Linked DNA regions of Mus musculus: region 1 is linked to region 2. Evidence: chromatin loops called from intact Hi-C (ENCODE). Cell type or tissue: gastrocnemius. All regions are shown on one strand.

Region 1 (8,000 bases), 760 kb after region 2:
GGACCAGGGCATAGTCCCTGTCTTTGTGGAGCTTAATGTTTTATGGAGGAAACACATTTGAATGTGGATATCTATTAAAATGATCACAGAGCCATATGTTGTCATTAAAGTGCTTTCTGGAATGGAAGGATGGAATAAATAGCACCTACTCTGAAAGCTGGGGGTGGCTTCAGTGTGGAGACGTTTTATGGAGTCACAAGCGCTAGTGGGAGGTCATGAGACCGATCAGAAGGGAGGAGAGGAATCAGGCAAAGGCATTTATAATCAAGAGCTCAGCATATGTGAAGGCAAAGAGAAGGAAATACTCTCCCATGTCAAGAAGTGAGAGAGGCTTGGTGGAGCTGGGGTGTGGCACGTGGAGGGATGGTAATGGGAGGAGAAACACGTAAAGAGTCAGACGCTGACCAGATTGTGTAGAACTGTGTGTGCCTAATTAGGGAGTTTAAATGTTACCACCCAGGGATGGTGTACCAGCAGGGATTTTGAAAGCAAGGCAATGAAAATAAACAACTTTCTTTTTGTTCAGTGGAACATTGGCATCCCTGGGAGAATAAAGTGGAGGATAAAGGTCTTCAGAAAGAAAGATGCTCTTAGAGATGACAGAATGCTAGACACAGTGACAGAGGTCTGCAACCCCAGCATCCCTGTAGTGAGGCTCGAGGCTATCCTTTATATGTAGCCTAGGCTACATATTGGAACTGTATATCAAAAGAAAAGGGGGTCATAAGAACGGGGGTGTTGTTATAGAGAGGAGGTGCAGAATTTAGAATATATTTTCTGACAAAAATATTTTAAAACAATGTGCAGGATGGGAGACCAATTGGATTGGAAGGAACTCGAGGAATCTAGCCAGAATCTAGGCTGCATTTATGGAGTTATCTCCATATTGAGAACAGTTCCTAGCACATAGTAGGTGGTCAGTACATGCTTAAATGAATGGGGTCAGTGGTGATGCCATGAACTTACACAGTTTTGTAAATTCAGCTAGGAGGCACATTTCACTGTTTCCACGCCTGCTGGTGAAGTCTGTGGGCAAAGACCAGGGTAGAGATTTAGGGGAGCCAAGAAGGAACTCAGTAGCTGTCAGAGCCTAGGCAGTGCTTAGATTGCATCTAGTCTTGTAGAAAAGAGGTATCTTGCAAAGCAGTGACCTCTACATGATTGCTAAAGGTCTGTATGCCTGATTTGTATAGAGGAGAAACTATTTCACAGGGTCTTGATGTACCTTGCGAAGCTAACGACAAAGACTAGCTTAATCAATAGAGAGGAGTGGGAAACTAAGTAGCTATGTTTGAGCACTTGGTGGACAGAGTAAAGGGCTTTTGAGAAGCTTGCTAACCTCCACAGACAATCCTGAGTCACTTAAGAGAGGCATATTGGCTAAATTCTATTATTAAGAACTTAGAATTTTTAACTCTTCCTATATGTGACCATTGCAACAAGCCCAGATGACACTGCCTTGTTCAATCAGCTCAGCCACTTTTTAATGCAATGCAGACTATTATTCTTCCTCATATGTGAGAGAACCAAGACAGAGAGGGTATGGTCCAAGTTTAATCACGTGGCAAGTGCCAGAGATGGGATTTGATTTAGGTCTGTCTGATCCAGGGTCTGGGCTATTCCTAAACTTTTCAAAACATGTTCCTGAAGACAATGGCTCTCCCATGTTCATCTATGCTATTAACTCATATCGTGAGAACCAAGATTCAAGCATCTGTTGTCTGCCAACCCCCTGAGGTACCCCATTCTGGTTTCTGACCACATTCTGTATGTTGGAGTCCTTCTCTCCACATTCTCCAGAAGGCTCTCCCCTCTACAGATCATCCTTCCCTTAGTGAACCATTAGCGTTCTGGTCCTCTCTTGAGTGAATGGTGCAATGTTGGCCGTGAGCACTTTTACTTTCTCATGTCTTTAGGCCGTTTCTATAGCCCAGTTGTTTCTCTTACCATCTTCTACAGTGTACTTGGAAAGCTCACACCCCAGAGTGACATCAACTTTCTCTGGGTTGGATCCGTCAAAAGGGTCACTATCTGCATAGTGTGCTGACCTTAGCCACATCTGAGCATAAGTCCATTTTTAGAAGACTAGTAGTGAGTTTGAGGTCCTTGCTTATTTAGTTGTTGAGAATAAGCCAATCAGCTGAATGGAGCCACACAGTACAGGGATTTAGAACAGAGAACTCAGACCAATTTCCAGTGACTTTGGAGTGGGATATTTAAGTTTCATTCACATTCTTTTCTTTTGACCCGTCACTTTTTGGTGTATATGTGTTCTGTTGCCCCTCCAGTATGTGTGTGTGAGTGTGTGTGTGTGTGTGTGTGTGTGTGTGTGTGTGCACATGCAGAGCATGTGTGTGTATAGTCCAAAGGCTGGACTTGGTCTGTTTGTTTATGCACACGTGTGCTTTATCTACCTGAGGGCCACAGGACGAGTCTTGGAAGTGAGAGTTCTTTCCTTTCTTTTTGCAGGTTTTGGGGATTGAACTCTGGTTGTCTGTCAGGCTTGGCGGCAAGCTCCTGCACCTGCTGAGGAGGCTGGAGGGATCTCCACATTTTTTTGTTTTAGAGACAGAGTCTCTCACCTGTGTCTCACCTAGGAGTTATCAATCAGTCTAGGCTGGTTGGCAAGCACAGGGATTACAAGTTCATAAGGCACACCTGAATTTCCAAATGGGTGCAGGAAGTCTTCATGCTTATATGCCGAACAGTACACCAAAGAAGCCATCTCCCCAGCCCCTCCTCTCAGTTTTAAACACAGGACTGAATACATGGTCTTGGCAGGAAGGGCGTTAAAAACAAGAAATACTTTCAGTGCCAGAAGAGAGTCTCTGCTCTTTCATTATCTTATTCATTCTGGGGAATGGGAGGAACAATTTCCTTCCCTAAGATGGCATTATTTGTGTTTCCATAACTTCTAGTCTAGTCATATGGACCAGAGGACATTTTTGCCTTCCAAGAGGACATTGGTAATGTCCGGAGACACTTTTGGTTGTCAACAACTGTAAGGGTCCTTCCGGAATCCGGTGAGTAGAAGGTCAGCACTAACTATTCTATAGTCTGCAGGGCAGCCCCTCCATGAGGAATCACTGTAGTGGTGTTGAGAAATCTGGCATCGAAGAAAACACAGCTGGAATAAAGCTGGAGGGAGGAAGGAAGAGGCAGAATGGAGAGGCTGTCTTTCCCTTTGGAAGTGTAACCCGGGTTCACCAGGCAGAACATTTAAAGGGTTCTCAGGGGACCACAAACAGCCTGGGTCAGCCAGCAGAGCAGATGGCCCATGGAATCCTTCTGCCTCTTCTTTTCCTCTACACAGTTGATGAGGGATGGTGGCCTGTGTCTGGCAGCTGGCTGCCATTTATCCTCTTTGTTACGGAACATCACCCGAGGACTCTTTGTGGTCAGCGTGATCTGATGTGTAATCAAGGCTAACCATTTTTCCTGAACCAAATATTGATGCTGAATCAAGCCTGAGTATATTTGCACTGGCAGGAGGCACTGAGACTCTGAAAGTGGGACAGGTCTGGAGCTCTGGTGTTATGTCACCAGGGAAGCTAGGACAACAGAACCCTGGACATGTGCGTATGAGATCTAGGTTCAAATTCCATCTCCACTGATGACTGTCTGCCCAGTGCCAAGGTATTCTTGAGCCTCAGCACCTTCATTTGGAAAATAGATTAGAGATACCCTGATTGATTGGCAAAGGCTTAATGTTTTATTGTTACTGTTTTTAAAAGCGAAAAATATTATGAAATTGGGTTGTTAGAGAGGGGAAGGACCTTGAAGAGTTGGGGGGGGGCTGCAAAGAATATAATCAAAATATACGGAAGTGAATAATTTAAATAATTATTATAATAAAGCAAATGCTTTGTCATTGCTAATGCAGCTAGCCACCATTTTGGGAGGTGGCGGTGAAGTTATTAAGGACCGAAGCTAGGGCTTTGGATATGTTAGGCTAGGCTAGCCCGCTAACACGAAGTTACACCGCTATCTCTCTCTTTCCTTTTTATTTTTTTTTGTGATGGTCTCAGTTACCCAGGTTGTCCTTGAACCTCCTGTGCAGCTGAGGCAAACCTGACTGCTCTCCTGCTTTAGCTTTCTGAGTAGCTGGGATTACAGGCCTGAGCCACCAGGTTGCAGCTCAGACAATAATGTAACGCAGGGCATTAATTAAACAATGACATTGACCCTTTCAGGTGTGTGTATAAAATAAGGTTCAGCTTTCTATGTTGAAATGTACCCAACAGTAGTCAGTGTTCGGGCACTCCAAGATCCCAGGGGCTGCTTTGTCCACTTATAGCATCTATGTCAAGGAGAAGCCATGCTAATCGGCTGATCCTTGGGGTGAGAGTGTCCTTAGAAAAGTAGCTCACACGGCAGAGCGCTGGCTCTGTAAGACTGGAATTGGGATCTCCAGCACACCTGTAACAGAATTGAGCTGTGTGTTGTTCCCTAGCTGGGGAGCTATGTGTTGTCATTCCATAGCTGGGGGATGGGGGAGTGGCAGAAACATGAGAAACCCTGCCTAGCCAGAGTTGAGAGATCCTGTCAAACACACAAAACAAGCAAACAAACACATAGGGAGATTGGTTACATTTTCTGCCCCTTCCCCATCCCCCAAAAGAATACAGTCCAAAAGTTATTTGTATAAGTACAATTATTATATAGAAATCCATAGTCCTGATTAGGGATATTTCCACTCAGTTTTGATAAACAGAAATTTAATTTTTTTTCAGGTTTTATTTTCAGTAAAATAAATCCCCCAACCAGCCTTCACTTCCAACAGAATGTGTCATTGTCAGGAGGAGAGCCATTTCAGGTAGAAAGCACTGGGAAGGTACTATAATTCACTCATGACTTACCTATCGGACAGAAAGTCTTGAGAAATGTAAATTGCTTTAGGTTCTTACTGGGCAGCGCTGCTGGACTATTTTATGTGCCAGACATGCTATAAATATTGATTGAAGGAAAGGAAGAGGGGCCCACGAGACACACAGAGAGATTGGTTATCACAGTTCCTGTGGGATTTGTCGATGATGTGGCTTTTTGGGAATATTAGAAAAAATGTGCTTGGGTTATGCAGAAGGCAGGAGAGAGGAATGAGCATCCAGGGGCTTCACAGATATCTCAGCTCTTTTAGCAAAAAGGGGATACCAAAGGAACACCAGCTCTCCTTACTTTTACATTGAACACAGTTATGATGTCAAAATGGTGGCAGAAAGTGACAGAGATAAGAACCCAAAGCTGTATGTAACGAGGGGAATAGAATGCTATGGGGTGCCCCACTTCAAATTCCATTTTAAAAATATATTTTAAGCACCTTTCAAAGCCTAATGGGCTTACACATCCATAGCTTATGTTAACTCCCGCCCCTCATGTTCCCCATAGAACTGCACCCACACCCACTTAACCCTTTAACTCCAAGAATTCCTCCCTGCCCTGTTCACACCACAATCATCAGTATTCTACCTCCCTACCTTCATTGTACCTATAGTCTGCTCTCCCCTATCCTGAAATGCAGCCATCTGCCAATGCCTCATGTCTACTACCCTAGCTTCTGTAAGTATTCCACGTTAAACACACAAATAAAAGATGTAACCTAGGGCCCAAGACAGAATATACAACATTTGTCAAAGTATACTTCTTACTCAGGTTGCAAGGTCACAGATTCCCACGTGGCTTCTTCACACATGCGCATGTTATTTGGCTAAGCTTTCCCTGGTCCCTTTCCCCCATCCCCACTTAAATCCATGAGCAGCCTTTGCCTCCAATATTCTTCTTTACTTTCATCTCACCTATATCCTCCCATCCCTCCTCCTTAATGCAACCACTTGCCAATGTTCCACTTCTATTTCAGCTTTTGCATTGTGCTCCAGGCTAAAACACAAACAAAAGATTTGATGCGAGGGCCCGAGAAGATGTGCAAGTGTCTCTGCAGTAAATATAAAGGCCTTTGGGATATGTCCAGGAGTGGTACTGTTGGGTCATATGGAACATCTATTTTTCCTTGAATTTTAAAAATGACACTTATTCATTTATTGCATGGGCATGAGTGCTTTTGCATCATATGCATTGCACCATACACCTGCATGATGCCCGTGGAGGCCAGTAGAGGACACTGTATCCCCTGGAACTGTAGTTTACAGGCAGCTGTAAATCGCCATGGGAGTGCTAGCCCTCTACAAGGACAGCAAGTGCTCTCAGTCCATGAGCCAGCTCTTTAGTCCCTGATTTCTAGCTTATGGGAGACCTCCAGAAAGATTTCCAAAGTGTCTGCTCCAGTTTACACTCCTACCAACTGTGTCTAAAGATTCCCTCCCCCGCCACCCTTGGCTGCAGTTACTGCTATTTGTATTCCTGATTATGGCCATTCTGACTGGGTCAGAGATGGACTCTTAAATAGTTTTAGTGTTAAGTTGTATGGTAACTAAGGTCATGGGTTATTACATGAAAAACCTTAGTGTCAGGCATGGGGGAGGTTACCTCTCTCCAGGTTATTGACCAGGGAGCTCCAGAGGCACCCAAACCAACACAAGATGTTGTCATTCTTGGTTTCCTAAATGGCAAGAGCCTCTTGCTAAAGACACTGTCTGCTTGCTTGCAGGATGCGGAGAAGCCAGTCTTGAATTTTCCAGGAAGCCTTCCCCATTGGCTAGCCTTTGTAAAGCTGCAAGGTGCTTTGCAGACTACTTGGGGAGAAAAGACATCAGTGGCCTTTCCCAGCACTGGACCTAAAATACTGACCTGTCAGGCGAGACATGCCCAGTGGTGCAATAACGGAACAGCTTCTGGGCTAACCCGCTATCCTCCTGACTGAATTTAGTCTTGCTCCACAGGAGGGAATTCATCTGGTCCTATATAAGCACGGCCAGACTTCATGGCTAGGGAAAGTCTTTAGAGCTAGGGGAGACTCTACTGATGCTGTTTTTCTAAATGGTCTGCAGTTAACAATTGCATTCTAAATATTTATGTTTATATCCACAGCCCTATGCCTACTTATCGTCTTTGTTACGGAACATCACCCGAGGACTCCATGTGGTCAGCGTGATCTGATGTGTAATCAAGGCTAACCACTTTTCCTGAACCAAATATTGATGCTGAATCAAGCCTGAGTATATTTGCACTGACAGGAGGCACTGAGACTCTGAAAGTGGGACAGGTCTGGAGCTCTGGAGTTATGTCACCAGGGAAGCTAGGGCAACAGAACCCTGGACATGTGGGTCCGAGATCTAGGTTTAAATCCCATCTCCCCTGATACTTCTTATTGCTGTGGGTGGTTCCCGTAGAGGCTCACTGCTTCTCAAAGTGCTGAAAAGAAGTGAGAGTTCATCCTGGATGGGACATCTCTACCACTCTCACCCTTCCAGGGCTCAGGGAACATCTGGGAAGAGGGGCAGAAAGAACGTAAGAGTCAGAGGATAGAGAGTGTGATGGTGAGTTTTATGCCAATGTGACACAAGATACAGTCACTGGAAAGGAGGGAACCTCAACTGAGAAAATGCCTCCATAATACCTGGCTGAAGGTCATTTTCTTAAATAGTGATTGATGGGGGAGGGCCCAGCCCATTGTGGGTGGTGCCATCTCTGGACTGGTGGTCTTGGGTGCTCTAAGAAAGTAGACTGAGGAAGCCATTGGAGAGCAAGCCAGTTGGCAGCACCTTCCATGACCTCTGCTTCAGCTCCTGCCTCCATGTTCCTCTCCAGTTAGTGTTTCTGTCCTGTCTTTCTTTGATGTTGAATGGTGATATGCAAGTGCAAGCCAAATAAACCCTTTCCTTTCCAAGTTGCTTTGGTCATGGTGTTTTATCACAGCAATAGAAACCCTGTCTAAGATGGGATGGAACGGTGTGCAATGCTGTCCTCTGGACATAACACGACTTTCACACACATGAACCCACAACAGCCTGCACAAGATCGGGCCAATTAAAAATTCCAACATGGAAGGCAGTGGGCCTTCTGAATCCTTACCTGTACCTGAGGAGCTATTGGCAACTGATGGCTTT
Region 2 (8,000 bases):
CTAGAGTACCGGTACTTCATGGTTCTTACTATTGCGTATCATACTCATTCCTTAATGCTCGCTCTGTAATTGAGACGCTCTGGTAGTGTGGTAGATACGAGGTGCTGCTGCTTTGGGTTTAGTCATTACTTATTATTTTTTGTGGATGTGGTGTGCACATACCAGGTGGTTGGTTGTAATTTTCACTTTTTTAGTTATGTTAAACCTAAGCTGTTTTCCTTGCGTATAGCAGTTATTTGAATTACTGTTACTGTGAATTGAAAATAACGAGCTACCCTTCATTGCTGCCTACTGTTTTTTTGTTGAGTAGACATTTTTATTTTGATATACTCAGATTCATTTTCTGTTTAGTTTTTTGTTTCTTTGGCCATGATTGAGAAGTCATTCTTCATTCAAAATCCAGAATACTTTGTAGTTTCAGCTGTTAGCTTTTTAAATGTTTTTTTTAATTTAATTAAAGTATAATTATACTATTAACCCCTCTGCCCTTTCTTTCTTCAACCCCTCCTATCTCCTCTCTCCAAGCCATTCTCATTCCCTCTCTAATTTGTGGCTTTTTTCTTTCATTATTATTCACACACGCATTCCCCTGTATACACACACACACACACACACACACACACACACACACACACACACCATAAATACAACCAGCTGAGACTATTCATTATTGCTTGTGAAGATGATTTCAGGGTTGACCATTTTGTATTGGATAACCAATTAGGGAAAGAATAATTCTCCTCTTAGCATTCATTAATTATTTGCAGGTTTTTTGTTTGTTTGGTTTTAGTCTGGGGTTGCCTCCCATGAGATTTACCCCTCTCATTAGCCTGTCTATTGGTGGTGTCATTGTTTAGGTCTTGTTTGTGCAGCCACATTGTTGCGGTATCATGGCTGTACCTCTTTCTGCCATTTTTTAGGAAACACAAGCTGACAGCAGCATACTTTCTGGATATCTTTTACCACCTTCTATCTCTCTTTTTAATGTTCCCTGAGCCTTAGGTGCAGGAGTTATGTGGAAGCTTTGTGTGCTGGAGTTGGGCTCCCCATGGTCTGTTGCTCTGCATTATGGCCAGTTCTAGTTGTCTGTGATGGCCTCTATTTGCCGTATGGAGAAGCTTCTTTGATGAGTACTGAGAGTTATACTTGTCTCTGTGCAGAAGAATATGTTCTCAAGTAAAGTGAAGTGCTGTAGCAGGCTCTTCTCATGACCTCCTATCACCAGGTAGTTGGCTAGGTTTCCAGTAGGAGGCATGATTTTCATCCTGTTGGAAGGACCTTAAGTCCAATTAGGCAGATGTTGATTACCACCAAGATCTGGATACTATTGTACCTTTAGGAATGTCTCATGGTGGTTGTGATTTATGCGCAGTAAAACGAAGGAGAGTGCTTTCCTACCTTGGCAGCTGTATTATGAAAGCTAGATTTCATCATGATTGGACTTGACTCTTCTAAGTCCCGTGTCTGCAGTACATGCTGTCTTCAGCAATAGTATCATCTTATCATGTCTGCTTAATAGAATTTGCTGTAGATATGGCAAAGAATTCTAGTTCATCTTTTTACACAATGTAAGCTGTTTTCCCAAGGAGCGGCTATTAAATAACTTAACCCCCCACTAGTTTTTGATCCTACCTGGATGTGATGGTCATATGTCCATTGGCCTACTTTTGAACTCATTTCTATCCTCTTCATCCACTTTCCTTTTTTCTTTTTCTTTTTCTTTTTCTTTTCCTTCCTTCCTTCCTTCCTTCCTTCCTTCCTTCCTTCCTTCCTTCCTTCCTTCCTTTCTTTCTTTCTTTCTTTCTTTCTTTTTTGGTTTTTCGAGACAGGGTTTCTCTGTGTAGCCCTGGCTGTCCTGGAACTCACTTTGTAGACCAGGCTGGCCTCGAACTCAGAAATCCGCCTGCCTCTGCCTCCTAAGTGCTGGGATTAAAGGCGTGTGCCACCACGCCCGGCTTCCTTTTTTCTTTTTAATGATTGGTTTGAAGTCCACATATAAAGTGTGGTGTCCCCCGTGCTTTCATGCTGTCAGTAAACTGGGTTCTTATTTATCCCCTTTCTACACTGCTCCCCTTCACTCCCTTAACCTCACGCTGCTCCTTATCCTCTTATTCTTTTTATGTGTCTATCGGTCACCCAATGGCTTCATTATATCATTGAGTAGAAGTGGTGAAAGTGGTGTTTTTGCTTTGTTTCAAACTATCATGCAAATGTATAAATATTCTAGTCAAATGTGATGTTAGCTATAGATTGTTTTCATAAATACATTCTACTCTTTTGAGGGAATTCTATTACTAGTTTTCTCAGTGCAGTAATGAATGCCTGTGAAGCTTTGACAAATGTTTTTTTCTGCTTCTCTTAAAATGGTAATGTATTTTCCCTTCTTCTGTCTGCTGAGTTACACTGATCATTTTCCAGTGCTGAACCACCTTGTGTTGCTGGATACTTTCTGTTTGGATGGTAATATTCTGTTTAATGTATTTCTGTATCTGATTTATTTGCATTTTATTTAGAGAATTAAAATATTTGTGCTTGTAAGAGATATTAGTATATGGCTTTCTTTCCTTATATCATTACTGGCCTTATAAGACAAGTTACTAAATAACATTTTATTTTTAATGTGCTTCAAAACTTCATGTAGAATTAGTTTTTTTCCTATTATTTTTAATTGTATTACTTGTTCAGTTTACTTATTTTATTCTTGAATATGTAGACAGTTTTACAGTTTGGCTTTTATAAAGTGTAGTATTAGATGATGCCCCACTAAACATTTGAACATATATTTTTTTTAAATGATAAAGATAAGAAGGGTACTTGCCTGTAATTAGCCAGAGCAGGTGGATTGTAAGTTTTGAGACCCATGGGATAACATAGGGAGAGTTATCAGAAGACAAGATTTATAGAGCTATGGGAAGGACTGGGGTATATAGCTCAGTGATATAGTATTTGCCTAATATGCATGATATCTTGAGCTCAGTAGTTTCCTAGTATTTCCATAGGATACTGAATAAGATGGTTTTGATAGTTTGTTCTTTTCTTACATTCCACGTTAACCTCCCCTCCCCCTCTCCCCCCTCCCCTCTGTCTTTCCTGTCTGATTTTGTTGGTGTTGTTGTTCTAGTCAAGGCCTAGGGAAGCTGTTATCTACCTTTTTAAGACTGTGACTTGACATGACCATGCCTTTTTGAAATTTTTACTTAAACACTCACAATTATAGTCGATAGCTATTTAATCAGTGATACTTAATTATCTCAGGCTTTATTTTTATTTATTTATTTATTTATTTTAATTTTGTTTTTGTTTCCAATACATCCTGACCACATTTTCCCCTTCCTCCTCTCCTTCCAGTTCCTCCCCAACCTTCCCTTTCCCGTGAAACCATGCCTCCTCTGTTTCCCTTCAGAAAAGGGCAGGCTGCAGGGATATCCAATGAACATGGTATAACAAGATACAGTAAGACAGAGGCATAGACCCCCATATCAAGGTGGGTGAGACAAACCTGTAGAAGGAAAAGGGTCTCAAGAGCAGACTAAAGAATCAGAGATAGCTCCACCTCTACTGTTAGGAGTCACACAAAAACATCACACTAACAACCATAGCTCCTGTGCTCAGGACCTAGTGCAGACCTATGCAGGTTCTGTGGTTGCCACTCAGTCTCCGTGAACCACCATCATCCCTACTTAGTTGATCCCTGTGGGCTGTGTTCTCCTGGTGTCCTCAACCACTATTTTGTTTTTCTTGAAAGTGTCTTAATTTTCATTTTAACAAGATTTTTTTAAAGCACCAAATATTCACTTGTAAAACATAGTTTTTATATTAATAGTATTAAGGAAAATGCCTTAGTAAAATTAGAGGTAAAGGAAAATAAAGATAGAAAGACATTGAAATGAGAGTAATTTGTTACCCTAATGGTGGTTTTTATAACCAGCAGCACTCTTTCTTGTAGCTATTGCTGAGAAAATTGTATGCTAATACCAAAATGGTCAATTTTGAGACCATTCAATTTCAACACTAATGTGTGTTTTAGATTACTCAGGTCTTTCCTACTTATAAAATATACAAGTTAATCGCTATAATAAATTTTAATGTGTTTTTCTTTAATACATTTTTATCATACTCTTTCCTCAACCCCAACCCCTTTCAGATCGTCTCCACCTCACCACTCACCCAACTTCATTTTTTTCTCTTTCCCTCCTACTCCCCCTCTGTCTCTCTCTCAAAAAGCAAAGCCAAAAACCAAAACTCAAATCAAACAAACCATCTGAAAGGGAAATGCAAAAACAAAAAGCCAGTAAGACAAAAAAGTACCAAAGCAGAAAGTATCGAGTCCATATTGTGCCAGCTAGCAGCTCTGTGCTGGAATGTAGTTCTCCATTGGGAGACACAGATTTTCTCCTTTCACACCAGGTATAAACTGTGAATAGCTTCATGCTAAGGAACTCTGTGTTCACATCCTTTTTTTCCATATTGGGATTTTATCAGGTGTGAACTTGTGTAGATGTTGTGTGTACTGTCACAGTCTGTGAGTTAATATGTGTGTCATCCCTGTTGTAAAGACATCACATCCTTGGATTCATCCACACCTCTGGCTCCTACACTCCTTTTCTACATAGATCTCTGAGTGTTGGGAGAGGACTGATAGAGGCTGCGTGGTTTAAAGTCTCCCACTCTGTGCACGTTGTCTAGTTTTGGGTCTCTTTGTTAATTACTCTCAACTGTAAGAAGAAGCTTCTTTGATGAGGGCTCAGTGTGCTGTACTGATCCATTAATATGTCTTTAGGAGCCATTATCTTACTATGTTCCTTTAGTACAGTGGTTCTCAACCTTTGTAATGTTATGACCCTTTAATACAATTTCTCATGTTGTAGTTACCCCAACTATAAAATTATTTTTGTTGCTATTTCATGACTGTAATTTTGTTACTGTTATGAACGGTAATATAAATATCTGATATCTGACCCCTGTGAAAGGATCATTCTCTCCCCAAAGGGGTCGTCTACTTGTATTTTTTTCCCCTAGTGCTCATGTGTTCTTAACTGATATTTATATACATGCTCATAGAATACTTTAATGGTGTATACTAACTTGTAGGGTCCCTCATTTGTTTCTCCCTTACATTGTCTCTTCCAGTTCATTCAGGAAATCAGTCCTGATACTGGTCAAGAATATAAAGATAATGACTACAACTAAGTTAGGCTGTCATCCTGAGATAAGGCCAGTCAGTGTATAGACCACTGAGAACAGAATAGTGAATAAAGTAAACAAAATGAATTTTCAGTAATTTCCTCAACAATTTTTTTAAAAAAATATATCCAGTGTGTGGAAACAAGCCTAAGATGAGCCAGTTGGCAAAATTAAGGGCAGAAAGGACAAAACCAAGGAAGCAACCAATAGGCTTTCCTCATATAGTATTGAGAGCAACAGTGGTCTCTCAGGGTTTTTACTGTTCTGTCCATGTCACAGAATTAAAACAAACAAAACCAAACAAAAGCAGGGAGTTGGTACCACATCTTTAAATAAAGATACATTTTCTTATTTCATATATTTAATTCTTCAGTAATTCAGGAATTTAAGTTTATCAACTTGTCACATGAATTTTGTGCCATGATAAAAACATTTGTCTTATACATAGAAATTCTTATTACATAATGAGCTTAGTATACATCAGATTGCTCTTCTCATAGGATTTGGAGTGCTAAAGTTAAAGTAGAATTGTATAGATTTCCTTAGTAACTTTGAACACTCCAGTTTTTTTCACAATAAGACAGCAAAAAATAAATTGTATAAAGAACCAATCTTATCGTTATTCATAATCTACTGGTTTTCTCTCTGAGCTAGATACCCAGTAGTTGCTTATTATGTGATACAGTTGGGGAGATTTGAGGTCTGACTTGGAGCTCTGTGTGGGACGGAAGTCTTTCAGGAGTGGGTTGAAGGTTATCTGTGGAGTGCTTCTCACTGTGCTTTCCTAATTACACAGTGCCTGAGCTGGAAAATTAAACAGTAGTGGCAGCTCCCTCCCCACTGATGCAGCGACCCCTTTCATTGGTTTCTTTTCATTTCCTTCTTTTAAAATATATTTCCATGTATAATTTTTGTCCACTTCTAAATGTACTATTCCTCATTTTTAAATCTGATATGTATACACACACACACACACACACAAACACACACACACGCACACACACACATATATATGTCACAAAAATATGCCTTGATAAGGCAGGATTAACAAATTTTTATTTACATCTTTCAGAAAAAGTATATCACAGTTTTTTATATAAGCAGAACGGTAGTGCTATAGAGTATAGTGAGTCAACCTTTGTTGTAAAACAACTTTTATTTCTGTGATGCATATACATATGTATATAAATGTATGTGAGTTATTTGACACAATTGATAGCCTTGACATAGAATTGGTGCTTTACTGTTTTATTTCTTCAGAAAATTGTGTGGTTTGGGAGTTGTGTTTATGACAAAGGCTTAAATTAGTGTTTTACTCATGTTTTTACAATACTTTATCTTTTATAAGTTCTAGGGCCACTTAAACACTCCAGAATAAACTTGTGGTTGAGTGGAGAGATTCTGTAGGAAGCTGCTGAAGGAGCTGAGGCATGGGAAGTCTTCATGAGGACATTTGGTTTCCATGGTCACAGGGCAGATGCTCTGTTTTAGTTGAACAGAGACTGATTGCTTACTTTTCAAGAAGGGAAGAAAGGGTGGGAAAAAGTCAGAAGATGTCTTTTCTCAGATTGTGTTTCAGTATGGATTTGATTGGTATGGAATGAATAGACTCAAGTCAGAAGAGCTATTTTTAGGAAGCTTATTCTATGTTTGTCATAAACCACTTGCAAACAAAACAAAGCAAAACAACCCTTGTATGAAACAACACATCTCATGTTCTTTTTACAAAATAGGACAGTTTAATATCTGTGATATACAATATACAACTCTAGATACACACAAGAAAACATACTAGTTTTTTGTTTGTTTTGAAAATATGGTCGTTCTCTTGTGTGAAAGGCTCTAAGTGCCAATATGAAGTTATGATACTCTTGACATGGCTTTTGATGGATTGAATTAGTATTATATTGAGATTGAAAACCTTGTGTTTTGAAGGTTAATTGGTAAAATCTACTGATAATTGGATGTATGTGGTATAGTATGAAGCAAAGAATATCAAAGATAGTAGCTAGAAAAGTCATGGTTTTGTTCTAATACACGAAAAATGGAGAGGAAGCAGGTTTAGCTAAGGAAAATAAAAAATTTTTATCATGTGAAATTGACAGGAGGAGAGGCCCTTGGTCTTGTGAAGATCATATGCCCCAGTAGAGGGGAATGCCAGGGCCAGGAAGCGGGAGTGGGTGGGTTGGGGAGCAGGGTGGGTGGGTGGGGGGGAAGGGGACTTTCAGGATAACATTGAGATGTCAATGAAGAAAATATCTAACAAAAAAGAAATGTATATTAAAAAAAGAAATTGACAAATGATTAAATGAGTCTGAAATTTTAAAATATGAGGCCAAAGACAGGAAATATAGATTATTGTATTTATGGGACCCATGTTACCTTACAGGAGCCTGCAGATGAATATACAATGTAGCTACAACAGGGCATTGAAGACGTTTAGAGTATAGGATAGGAATGAGAGCTTGCTAAAGACAGTAAGGAAAACAATTGTTATTAAGGAAGAGGAAGTTCCAGTGATATTTGTGAAGAATGAAGGAAAAAATAGATTCTTGTCAAGAACATAGCATTAGCATCTAATACTCTGGCAAGTTATAGGTGAGCACAGAAGAAAGCATTGTCTGTTGAATTTTGTAATATAGAAGTTATTGCTAAGAGCAATATAATAAAATGTTAACAATAGAAATTTGACCATTTAACTCAGAAAAGAATGTGGAATGAGGAAGCAGTTGCAGGGGCTACACAACTTCCAGAAATTATGCCATGATGATGAACAGAAAAGTAAGATAGGGTTTGGAAGAAAAATTGAACACAAG

What was found. Hi-C counts contacts between places; a loop is a spot of excess contacts. Peaks named below come from ENCODE experiments on the same cell type or tissue, not always from the same donor. Only the 100,000 strongest peaks of a DNase experiment are listed, where the experiment ranks them.
Region 1: it touches region 2 in a loop (5-fold over the local background); 23 of 42 quality-filtered maps call a loop at or near these places.

The regions. Positions count from the first base shown.
Region 1 is chr15:40,121,205-40,129,204 of GRCm38, forward strand. It overlaps Gm33251 (predicted gene, 33251), which reads left to right. Exons shown (of 3, transcript NR_155348.1): 3 at 6,982-7,778. Among named protein-coding and RNA genes, the nearest start is that of 9330182O14Rik, 9.2 kb to the right of the region's middle. In gastrocnemius, no CTCF peak of the experiment used is centred here; a DNase peak (open chromatin) is centred at 3,280.
Region 2 is chr15:39,363,579-39,371,578 of GRCm38, forward strand. All of the region lies in intron 5 of Rims2 (regulating synaptic membrane exocytosis 2), which reads left to right. Among named protein-coding and RNA genes, the nearest start is that of Rims2, 170 kb to the left of the region's middle. In gastrocnemius, no CTCF peak of the experiment used is centred here; no DNase peak of the experiment used is centred here.